Linked DNA regions of Homo sapiens: region 1 is linked to region 2. The links are chromatin contacts, found by Hi-C or POLR2A ChIA-PET in ENCODE. All regions are on one chromosome and are shown on one strand. Each heading gives the region's core, a stretch centred on a gene start or an enhancer-like site at or near the end of the contact. The rest is flanking DNA. Distances are from core to core; before and after follow the strand shown. Region 1 has its middle 280 kb from the start of MYT1L. Region 2 has its middle 250 kb from the start of MYT1L.

Region 1 (4,699 bases), core at 647-3,146, 36 kb after region 2:
CCACTGGGGAAAGGACACTCTCTTCAATAAATGATGTTAGGAAAACTAGACACCCATAGGCAGAAGAATGAAACTGGACTCCGATTTCACCTTATAGACAAAAATTAATTCTAAATGGATTAAAGACTAAACTCTAAGACCAAAAACTGAAAAACTACTAGAAAAAAAAAATAGAGAAAAGCTTTCTGGCATTGGTCTGGGTAAAGATCTTTTGAGTTTGATCCCAAAAGCAGAGACAACAAAAGCAAAAATAGACAAATATGTTTATATTAAATTAAAAGCTTCTGCACAGCAAAGGAAACAACAGAGTGAAGAGACAGCCTGGAGAATGGAAGAAAATATTTGTGGAACCATACCTCTGATAAACAGTTAATATTTAAAATACACAAGAAACTCAAAAAAACTCCATACTAAGGAAACAACAAACCTGATTAAAAAATGGGCAAAGAACCTGAAAAGACATTTCTCAAAATAAGGCTACAAATGGCCAACAGGTGTATGAGAAAATGCTCAACATTACTAATCATCAGGGAAATGCAAATTAAAACCACAATAAAATATCACCTCATACCTGTTGTTACGATGCCTGTTATCAAAAGGGCAAGAGGTAACAAGGATATGGGAGGATGTGGGGAAAGAGAATCTTGCGTTGTTGATGGATACGTAAATTAGTGCAGCCATTATGGAATGCAGTATGGAAGCTCCTCAAGAAGTTAAGTAGAGCTGCCATATGATTCAGCATTTCACCTTCTGGCTATATACAAAGGAAATGGAATCAGTATGTCAAAGACAGACCGAACTCCCATGCTCCCTGCAGTATTATTTACAACAGCCAAGATATGGAATCCACCCAAGTACCTATCAACAGGTAAATGGATAAAGAATAGGTAGCATATATACACAATGGAATACTATTCAGCCTTAACACAATGGGGAAATCCTATCATTTGTGACAATGTGGATGACCTAGGAGGACATTAAGCTCAGTAAAATAAGCCAGAAACAGAGAGACAGATCCTGCATGACCTCAGTTTTATAGAGAATCCAAAAAAATCAAACTCATAGAAGAGAGTAGAATGGTGGTTATCCTGGCAGAGGGAAATGCAGGGAGGCATGGGGAGAGGCTGATCAAAGCATACAAAATTGTCATTAGGAGGAATAAGCTGAGGAGATCTATTGTATAACACGGTGATTATAGTTAATCATTAACTATATTAATTATATTATTAATATATTAACATGTATTGCATACTTGAAAATTGCTAAGACTACATTTTCAATGTTCGCAAGGTACACACACAAAGTATGTGAGGTAGTGGATATTGATTAGCCTGATTTATTCATTCCACAATGTATACATATATTAAAACGTCATTTTGCACACCATACACGTATTTCATTTTCATTTGTCAATCATTAAAACTAAAATTATTATTATTATTTTTTTAAAGAAAGATCCTAAACAGTTTTCTAAATATCTTTATTTTAGGTTCAGAAATAGTTTTCAGAGGCCTGGTGTTCCTCTGGGTCTTCTACCTGATGGGCTCTTTTCCTTGTTCAGCAACGTCCTTTAGGTCCCATGCTAGTTCTTTTTATTCGTGTTGTTTTCCTTTTTGTGAGTTTTTATTTTGCTTTAACTCTTCTTCAGGGAGAACTCAGTTGTCTAGGACTAGTGCCTGCCAACTGCCGCGTGGTTACATGAAGGAGCCTTGGATAGACTTGCTTCCCAGTCCTTAGCTAGAGTACAGCGTGATATGGAAGCGCCGGGCTCAGCCTCTGATTTAAGCCGCTCTGCGCACTGAGGACACCGCCCCAAACCCCATGACTCTACCCAGAATGCAAGCAAGATGGTGCCAGGGCGCACTAAATCCCCAGCATGCACTGCGACCGCCCTTAGTAGCAAGCGTAAACTACAATCCCCAGGATGCACTGCACCAGGGCTGCGCCTGCCTGGCGTCACGGGCGTGAATTACAATCCCCAGCATGCACCGGAGTAGCGGGCGTCATCAACAACCCCCTACGTGCCGCGCGCGGCCTCTAGCCCTCACCTGTGCTCTGCTTGTTCTGTGCATAAACAAGGGTCTATGAGGGTGCAGAGGGTGCTCTGAGGGGCGGGGGTGGGAGGGGCGGTGGGAGAAGACTATTCTGGCCACCAAAACGGCAGCACCGCTGCAACAGAAAAGATGCCTGCTTCTCTGGAGGGTAATGACGATGCTCTGAAGCTGACTGTGCTGCTGCAGGCATGCAAATCCTCTGACAGTTTTAAAGAGAGCACAGCACGCATTTTAAGACATGGCTCCACCAGCCTTATGGCAAGCGGAATTCTTATATAATGTGGCAATGTATGGACAGTCAGTTTTTGTTTTAGGGGGCGTCACAGATTGTGTTCACTTTGCATCTAGAACAGCTAGCCAGTGTCATTTCAATCTCTGGACGCCTTTAATTTGGGATGTGCGCATATGCATCTGTACTCTTGTGCATGTAAATCCAAGTGTGTGAGTGAGCACTTGCATTAAAAAAATAATAATAAAATAAATAAAGAGGGATTTCAAGATGGTGACAGCAGAGACTGAAGCCAAGCATAGGACCCTCCTGGCTGGGGCCCAGGTCAGTGACCAGGAGGTGGCTGTGGTGCACGACAAGGGCTACAAGTCCTTGTAAATGCAAGTGTGTGAGTACCAGTGCTCAAACATGTGCATGTATGCATATCCCCTTCTCCGGGAGAGAATCTCCTCCCGGTGGTGACATTGTTTACAGAGAAGGTTTTTACACTAGCTAGCTGAGAGGCTGTGACTACATCCATCCCCAGGCCTGAATGTCTGAACTACTAATCAGTATCCTCAGCCTGGCTCCTGCCTTCTGAGGATTTCCTCAGCCCACAGGCAGTCGTTCGAGCTGGGGCTCAGTGCTGTCTCTGTTAAGTCTCTCCAAGCCCGGCAGAAGACTCCTGAGACCACCCAGAACACGGAGCCTGTGCTAGTCAGGAAGGCTTGGGCTTTAGGGAACTGCTGTACCCCAAAGAGAGACAGCCTCCAGCTGCTTCTCTAAGACAGGCTGAGGCTCTGCACAGCTGGGAGTTGCTTGGAGGAGCAAGGGACAAGGTCGACCTCTTCTTCCTTCTTGCTCCCCAGGGTTCAGCAGGGCCACGGCATGCTTCCTAAGCTGTGTTCCTGTGGGCGCCTCCTCGGGGGTTATGTTTTTGTCGTTGATTTCAGTTTGTGTGCAAGGACAGAAGATGGAGTGCAGCAAACCTACGAAACTATCAAATCTGATATGAGCTCTAAGTAAAGCATAACTGCAAGGAGACAAGGGGAGCAGATGGTCAACAATTCTATTCAATGACGGAAAGCAGCCCCAATTAACCATGATCAGAACTAGGCTTATAGCCCTTGTCGTGCACCACAGCCACCTCCTGGTCACTGACCTGGGCCCCAGCCAGGAGGGTCCTATGCTTGGCTTCAGTCTCTGCTGTCACCGTCTTGAAATCCTCTTTTTCTTTTTTGACACGGAGCTTCACTCTTGTCACCCAGGTTGGAGTGCAGTGGCGTGATCTCAGCTCATTGCAACCTCTGCCTCCCAGGTTCAAGTGATTCTCCTGCCTCAGCCTCCTGAGTAGCTGGGATTACAGGTGTGCACCACCATGCCTGGCTAATTTTTTGTATTTGTAGTAGAGACGGGGTTTCACCATGTTGGCCAGGCTGGTCTTGAACTCCTGACCTCAGGTGATCCGCTAGCCTTCACTTCCCAAAGTGCTGAGATTACAGGTGTGAACCACTGTGCCCAGCCCCTCACATTTTTGAACAAGGGGCCACACATTTTTATTTTGCACTGATCCTCACAAATTTTGTAGCTACCAGCTGTCCTGACATAAACTTCCTCCTGTGGGCCTCAGTGTTCTTCTTTGCAAGATGGGAAGATTGGAATAAAAAGTTTTCAAAGATATTTTTGCTGCAAAACTTTTTTGTCAAAAAAGAATATATTTAGAACTTGAGACATAACCCATGTGATAGGGTAATATTTCAAATCCTTTCTTTTCTTTGTCCTTATGGTGCTGCTTCTTTTTCTTCACCTTTCTTGCTCTTTCTGCAGTGTGTCTCTGGGTCTCTGGAGGTGGGATAGGGGTTGTCTGGGGAATCTACCGTCCTAATTATCTGTAGGTGATTGTTTTGTTGCCCTGTAGGTCAAAGGGAAGGTGATTCCAATGCTTGGCATTTATCTGGCGGAATCCCTATTCCTCCTATGCCCTCCTCATCTGTGAAATGGTGATAGTAGTAGCACTACCTCGGAGGATGGTTATTAATGAGAAGCAAAAGTGAACACAACACAGGTTAACTACTTATATTTTCATGCATATTATTATTTGTATGTTTAGCTGCATCCCACTTCTTTTTTTTTTTGTTTTTTTTTTTTTGGAGATGAAGTCTCACTCTGTCACCCAGGCTGGAGTGCAGTGGCATGATCTCGGCTCACTGCAAGCTCCGCCTCCCAGGTTCATGCCATTCTCCTGCCTCAGCCTCCCGAGTAGCTGGGACTACAGGCGCCTGCCACCACGCCTGGCTAATTTTTTGTATTTTTAGTAGAGACGGGGTTTCACCATGTTAACCAGAATGGTCTCGATCTCCTGACCTCGTGATCTTCCCGCCTCAGCCTCCCAAAGTGCTGGGATTACAGGCGTGAGCCACTGTGCCCGGCATCACAC
Region 2 (5,021 bases), core at 899-3,398:
CGTAGCCAGCTGATGAGCTACGCTTTCCTGAGTATGAATGACCCTGTATCCGTAGCATATGCGCCTGACCGTCTCAGTGCAGGGGATGATGGATGGATGTCCAATGGCTTCCTCGGGCTGATGGTACTGCTTAGTGAGAACCAACTGTTAAATTTTCAGGAATTTTGTGAGCCAGTTGATGTCACATAAGTAGCTTGAAATCAGCCAAGCAGGAGAATTTACATCACAGAAATGGGCAAATGCTATAATTTTTTTAGAGCCAGTTATTAAGCATCTACTAACATACCACTTATTAAACCCATCTATTAATTTGATTATTTAACAGTAATTGTTTATCAAGTAATAATTATGAGCATGACACTCAGATATGCATAAGATAAACAGGAGAAAATAGGTTTTTCCTAAGTAATTCCCCTTTAGCTTTGGAGCCCTAAAAATTGAACTATGTGCCTAGGGAACTGCCTGAGTGCTGGGTGTGCCAATGTCCTCTACCTAATGGAGATGGCAGGTGTCTCTCTGTGAGCCCTACTTGCCCTCTACCACTGCCCCAGTACAGGCCATGCTAGAACATGTATTGATAATGCTTTATGGGGAGGGGATGCTGTATTAGAGTTTCTGGTTTGCTTCTCAGGCTTCAAACACCAGAGGAGTTGACATCAGTGACCCTAACACTGGAGTGACTGGTGGGAGTTATGACACCGCCAGGGATCTCGGACCAGAGGCGCAGCCCCAGAGAGTGACAGTGTGCACTCCATGCAGTGTGGGGCTCACAGCCGGAGATCTGCCTAATTCTCTCTCTTCCAAACCTGCAGTTCCCAGTCCTTGGGGAGCTCCCTGACAAGTGCAGAATGGGACGAGCATGCAGGGGCAGCACCTGGCTTTAGGGGTGTCTCACCTGCCTGTCTGACTTGCTTACAGGCCTGAACCTCCATGAGGGTTGCCTGTGCAGTTTTTCATCCTTGTCTCCCTGGAAACAAGGACAGAGTGAAAACAAATAGAAGTCAATAATTTCTTGTTAAACAATGAATGAATAACAGAAAGATCCAGTTATAATAGGTCCAGTTGGCAGCTGCATTCATGTAAGAATGACCTATCCTATGGAAAATACTCATCAGACGTGCTATGTTCCACCTAAGCATGGGAGAATGAAGAACAGAGAGGAGGTGGGGAAAAGGAGGAAGGGTAGGGGAGGGAAGGGGAGAAGTGGGGATGGGAGGGGAGGGGAGAAATTTATTTTAGTTGAGACAAGAAAGATTTAAGATAGGGACTAGTAATAAATTTCTTTCTCTAAAGGTTGTTTTTAAAGAACATTATGGAAAATGGTCTCTTAAATAGTACAGAAGTTAGAACAATATTTGAGAAAAATTTCTGAAAAATTATCATCTGGAAACAAGTAATTTATTTGAGGCTAAAGACAGTAAAATATTGAACTTTTTACAGAAAGTAGAGATTATCTCTCTCTCTCAGTCTCTCTGACACACACACACACACACACACACACACAAGCACAGCTGACTTCCTTATTCCCCTACTCATTAACCATGTGGTAGATTCAAATATCCAGCAAATGTCCAACAAACGTCTTTAGATCTTGGCCAAGACACCCAGGAAGGTGCCCTCAGCATCCCAAGTCACCAACCATAAAAACACAGAAACGATGGGGCTTAGATCCAGCCATCTTTTATTTTAGAATGTACTGGGAACAGAGGATTCCTGGGGTCATAGAGACGATGAAAGCTGTTGCTGATTTACAGTATGGGCATTAAAGCCCATTTGCCTTTTCCATCAGCTAGAAAGGGCAGGACAGTCACATGGCAAAATACACACCTGCTTAAACTGAACTTACTCTGGAAAACTGTTTGAAATATCCCTAGGCTAGAATTAACGAAATTATTAACAGTAAAGCTATGTTCAGAAAAAGAAAACAAAGTGGAGATCTTCAAGATGTGAATTACAGAGACCATTATACTATTTTAAAAAATCAGCGTCCACATGTCTTAAACTGCTTTGTCCCTGGCATTAGGTCACGTACATCACAAAGCGCTGAAATATCACCATTGTTTGCAGGAACACAGCATAGCAGCCCCGAGTGTACATGGGGAAGCCTTTAAATCAATGCGGGCAAACAGCTCTGCCACACACCACGTGGGTGTTCTGGCAGCTGGCGATGCACGGCCCAGAATGTGTACTTGGAAGCCGGGAACGGGGCCTGGGCCTTGGTCTCTGTGGCTTTCGTTTGCTCTACCCTGGGATTTGCAAATCCAGAGTGGAGGCTGTGGTATTTCACTGAGATCATTTGGAAGCCACTTCATATTCTTCTGTGACACAAGATTCAAAGCTTAATTTATCAGATCTAAAGGCACCGTTTTTTCTTCATTGCCCGAGGCAAGAAGCCAGAGGCACCGCTGCATGTAATTAACATCGCATCCAACACAGACGGACCTGGACCCGGCGTGGGCAACGCTTTTCTTCCGGGATATTTATTGATGGGTAACTTGATTTAACAACAATTACGAAATAACCATATATTATACCAGAAGTCCCTAAATTGTGTGTACGTGCATTCAAAATAATTAGTAATTTGTCTTTTTAAAAATAATGTGTGTGTTAATTCAAGTTAAGTGTTTCTGAACACTAAAGTATTTCCCTTTAAAGATTTAAAACAATCTCAGCAGTTGGGGTGAAGGGGGTTTTAATAATTTTAATAAGTTTAAATATGTGACTACAATATATACAATTATACATATATATTCATGCACGCATATGTGCACATATGTGCACACACATGCACACAAATATGTCACATTGCACAGGGTCAGCCTGCTGCTGGGTGCCCTGTGAACCTGAATTCTTCATCTCAGCCACTGAGCCTGCTCCCTCTGTCACCCACTTACTGGTTCGTCCACCTCCAGGCACAGCCTCTTCCAATCCATCCCTGCACACTGGAGTGACCTTTGTGAAATGAAAATCCTCATACTCTTCACACAAAAATTAACGGAAACAGTATGGTAGATTTACACATAAAACTAGAAAACCTTTCCAAAAGAAAACATGACAGAAATCTATGTGGTCAAGGATCAGTTCGACACAGCATCCAAAGGCAGGAGCCACAAGGGAAAATTTGGTTATCTGGACTTTATAGAAATCAAAAACGTTTTTTGTCTATGAAAGTCTCTGTTAAGCAGATGAAAAGACAAGCTACAGACTTGAAAAAAAAACAGTTTCAAATCACAAATCCAACAAAGGACTTGTATCCAGAACATCCAAGAACTCTCAGCTGCACTGGGTAACAGTTTGGCAGTTCTTTACAGAAATAAATACGAATTTACCATATGGTCTAGCAACCCTGTACTTGAGTATAGAGCCCAGAGAAATAAAAAATTAATGTTAACAAGAAAAAAATCTGGAAATGAAAGTTTATAGAAGTGGTGGTCATAATCACCAAGGCCCAGAGGAGAAGATGAGGGCCCATCATCCTTTGACAGGTGAGTGGATAAAATGCGGCACATTCGTGCAATGGAGCCCAACTCAGCAGTGAAAGGGAAGGGAACATTGATGCCCAAGGCAACTTGAGCAGATCTCCAGGACTTTTTGGAGCCAGTCTCAAAAGGCTACAAGCCAGACGATTCAGTTTGCATGATATTCTAAAAATGACGTTTCTCCCTTTCTTTTTTCTTTTTCTTTCTTTTTTTTTTTGAGACAGAGTCTCGCTCTGTTGCCCAGGCTGGAGTGCAATGGCACAATCTTGGCTCACTGCAACCTCTGCCTCCCAGGTTCAAGCGATTCTCCTGCCTCAGCCTCCCTGAGTAGCTGGGACTACAGGCACACGCCACCACGCCCAGCTAATTTTTGTATTTTTGGTAGAGACAGGGTTTCATCATGTTGGCCAGGCTGGTCTCAAACTGCTGACCTCAGGTGATCCGCCTGCCTCGGCCTCCCAAAGTGCTGGGATTACAGACATGAGCCATCATGCCTGGCTGACGCTTTTCTGATGGAAAACGGGTCCACGGTCGTCAGGGGTGCATGCTGCGTTGTGGCTGTGACTGTGTGGGGGCAGGATGAGGGGCAGGGATCATTCTGCGCGGTTCCTACATGAATGTTTATGTGTGACAAAATGTCAGAGAACTGAACCCTTCTCCTTTCCCGGGGGAGCGGGAAACAGAGCACGTCTAAAACCTGGTAAATCTGAACAAGTCTGCAGCTTTCCTGATATCTTTGTACCCATGTCAATTTCCTGGTGCTGACGCTTTTTTTATTATGTAAAATGTCATCTCGGGAAGCTTGGTGAGGGATATTTAAGGACTCTGCACTATTTTTAGAACCTCTATGTGACCCTAAATTTATTTAAAATAAAGATTTCTGAAAGTTCTTAGTAGATTACCACTGTGATTAAAACGTCCCATAAATGTCACAGCATTCTCAGTCTAAAGACCAAGTGCCTTCCCAAGGCACAGAAAGACCTGTGGGATCCTGTCACTGTCTCCCCTCCTTCTCGCTTCCACCTGCTCTCCAATCTCTCAGGCTTCAGCAAAGCCCTGAGGTCTGTTTTCTCTGCCTCTTGTGGCCTTGCTGATGCCAACAGACTTCCCCAACTATTGACTGAAGATGTCGCTGACCCCCCAGGGTCCAGGCTGAATCAGGCGTCCTCTCTCCGCTGGGACACCAGGCACCGTCTGGCAACAGCTGATGCACTTGTCTGAGTCTTAGTCCACCTGGGCACAAGCAGAGAAAGGACCATGGGTTTCATCTCTGCAATAACTGGCACAATGTGGCTTCCTAAGCAACATACAAGGAGGGCGTATGTCTGGGAGGTACACTGAGGATGTCTGTCGAGGGTGTATGTGCGGGGGGTGCACTGTGCATGTCTGTGGAGGGCGTATGTCTGGGGGATGCATTGTCCATGTCTGTTGAGGATGTATGCATGGGGTGTGCACTGTGCATGTCTGTCGAGGGTGTATGTCCAGGAGGTGCACTGTGCATGTCTGTCGAGGGTGTATGTCCAGGAGGTGCACTGTGCATGT

What was found. A loop is a pair of places that touch in the nucleus more often than their neighbours do. ChIA-PET counts read pairs that join two places held with the same protein, here RNA polymerase II (POLR2A). Pooled maps may share reads with other maps.
Region 1: a loop to region 2 is called in a map of dorsolateral prefrontal cortex, with 10 times the contacts of the local background. The contact joins two enhancer-like sites. A Hi-C loop is called at or near these places in 5 of 168 maps with a recorded cell type or tissue (dorsolateral prefrontal cortex, head of caudate nucleus, mesothelial cell of epicardium and 2 more) and 6 of 50 pooled maps. POLR2A ChIA-PET finds 5 or more read pairs at or near these places in 2 of 52 experiments (CD4-positive, alpha-beta T cell and OCI-LY7).

Annotation. Positions count from the first base shown.
Region 1 is chr2:2,611,640-2,616,338 of GRCh38, forward strand. No RefSeq gene overlaps it. Among named protein-coding and RNA genes, the nearest start is that of MYT1L, 280 kb to the left of the region's middle. Within about 2 kb of position 1,897, at least 14 of the 41 ENCODE cell types and tissues checked have a DNase peak (open chromatin) inside an H3K27ac peak, as active enhancers do; they include dorsolateral prefrontal cortex, where a contact is called at or near this core.
Region 2 is chr2:2,575,348-2,580,368 of GRCh38, forward strand. No RefSeq gene overlaps it. Among named protein-coding and RNA genes, the nearest start is that of MYT1L, 250 kb to the left of the region's middle. Within about 2 kb of position 2,149, at least 2 of the 41 ENCODE cell types and tissues checked have a DNase peak (open chromatin) inside an H3K27ac peak, as active enhancers do; they include dorsolateral prefrontal cortex, where a contact is called at or near this core.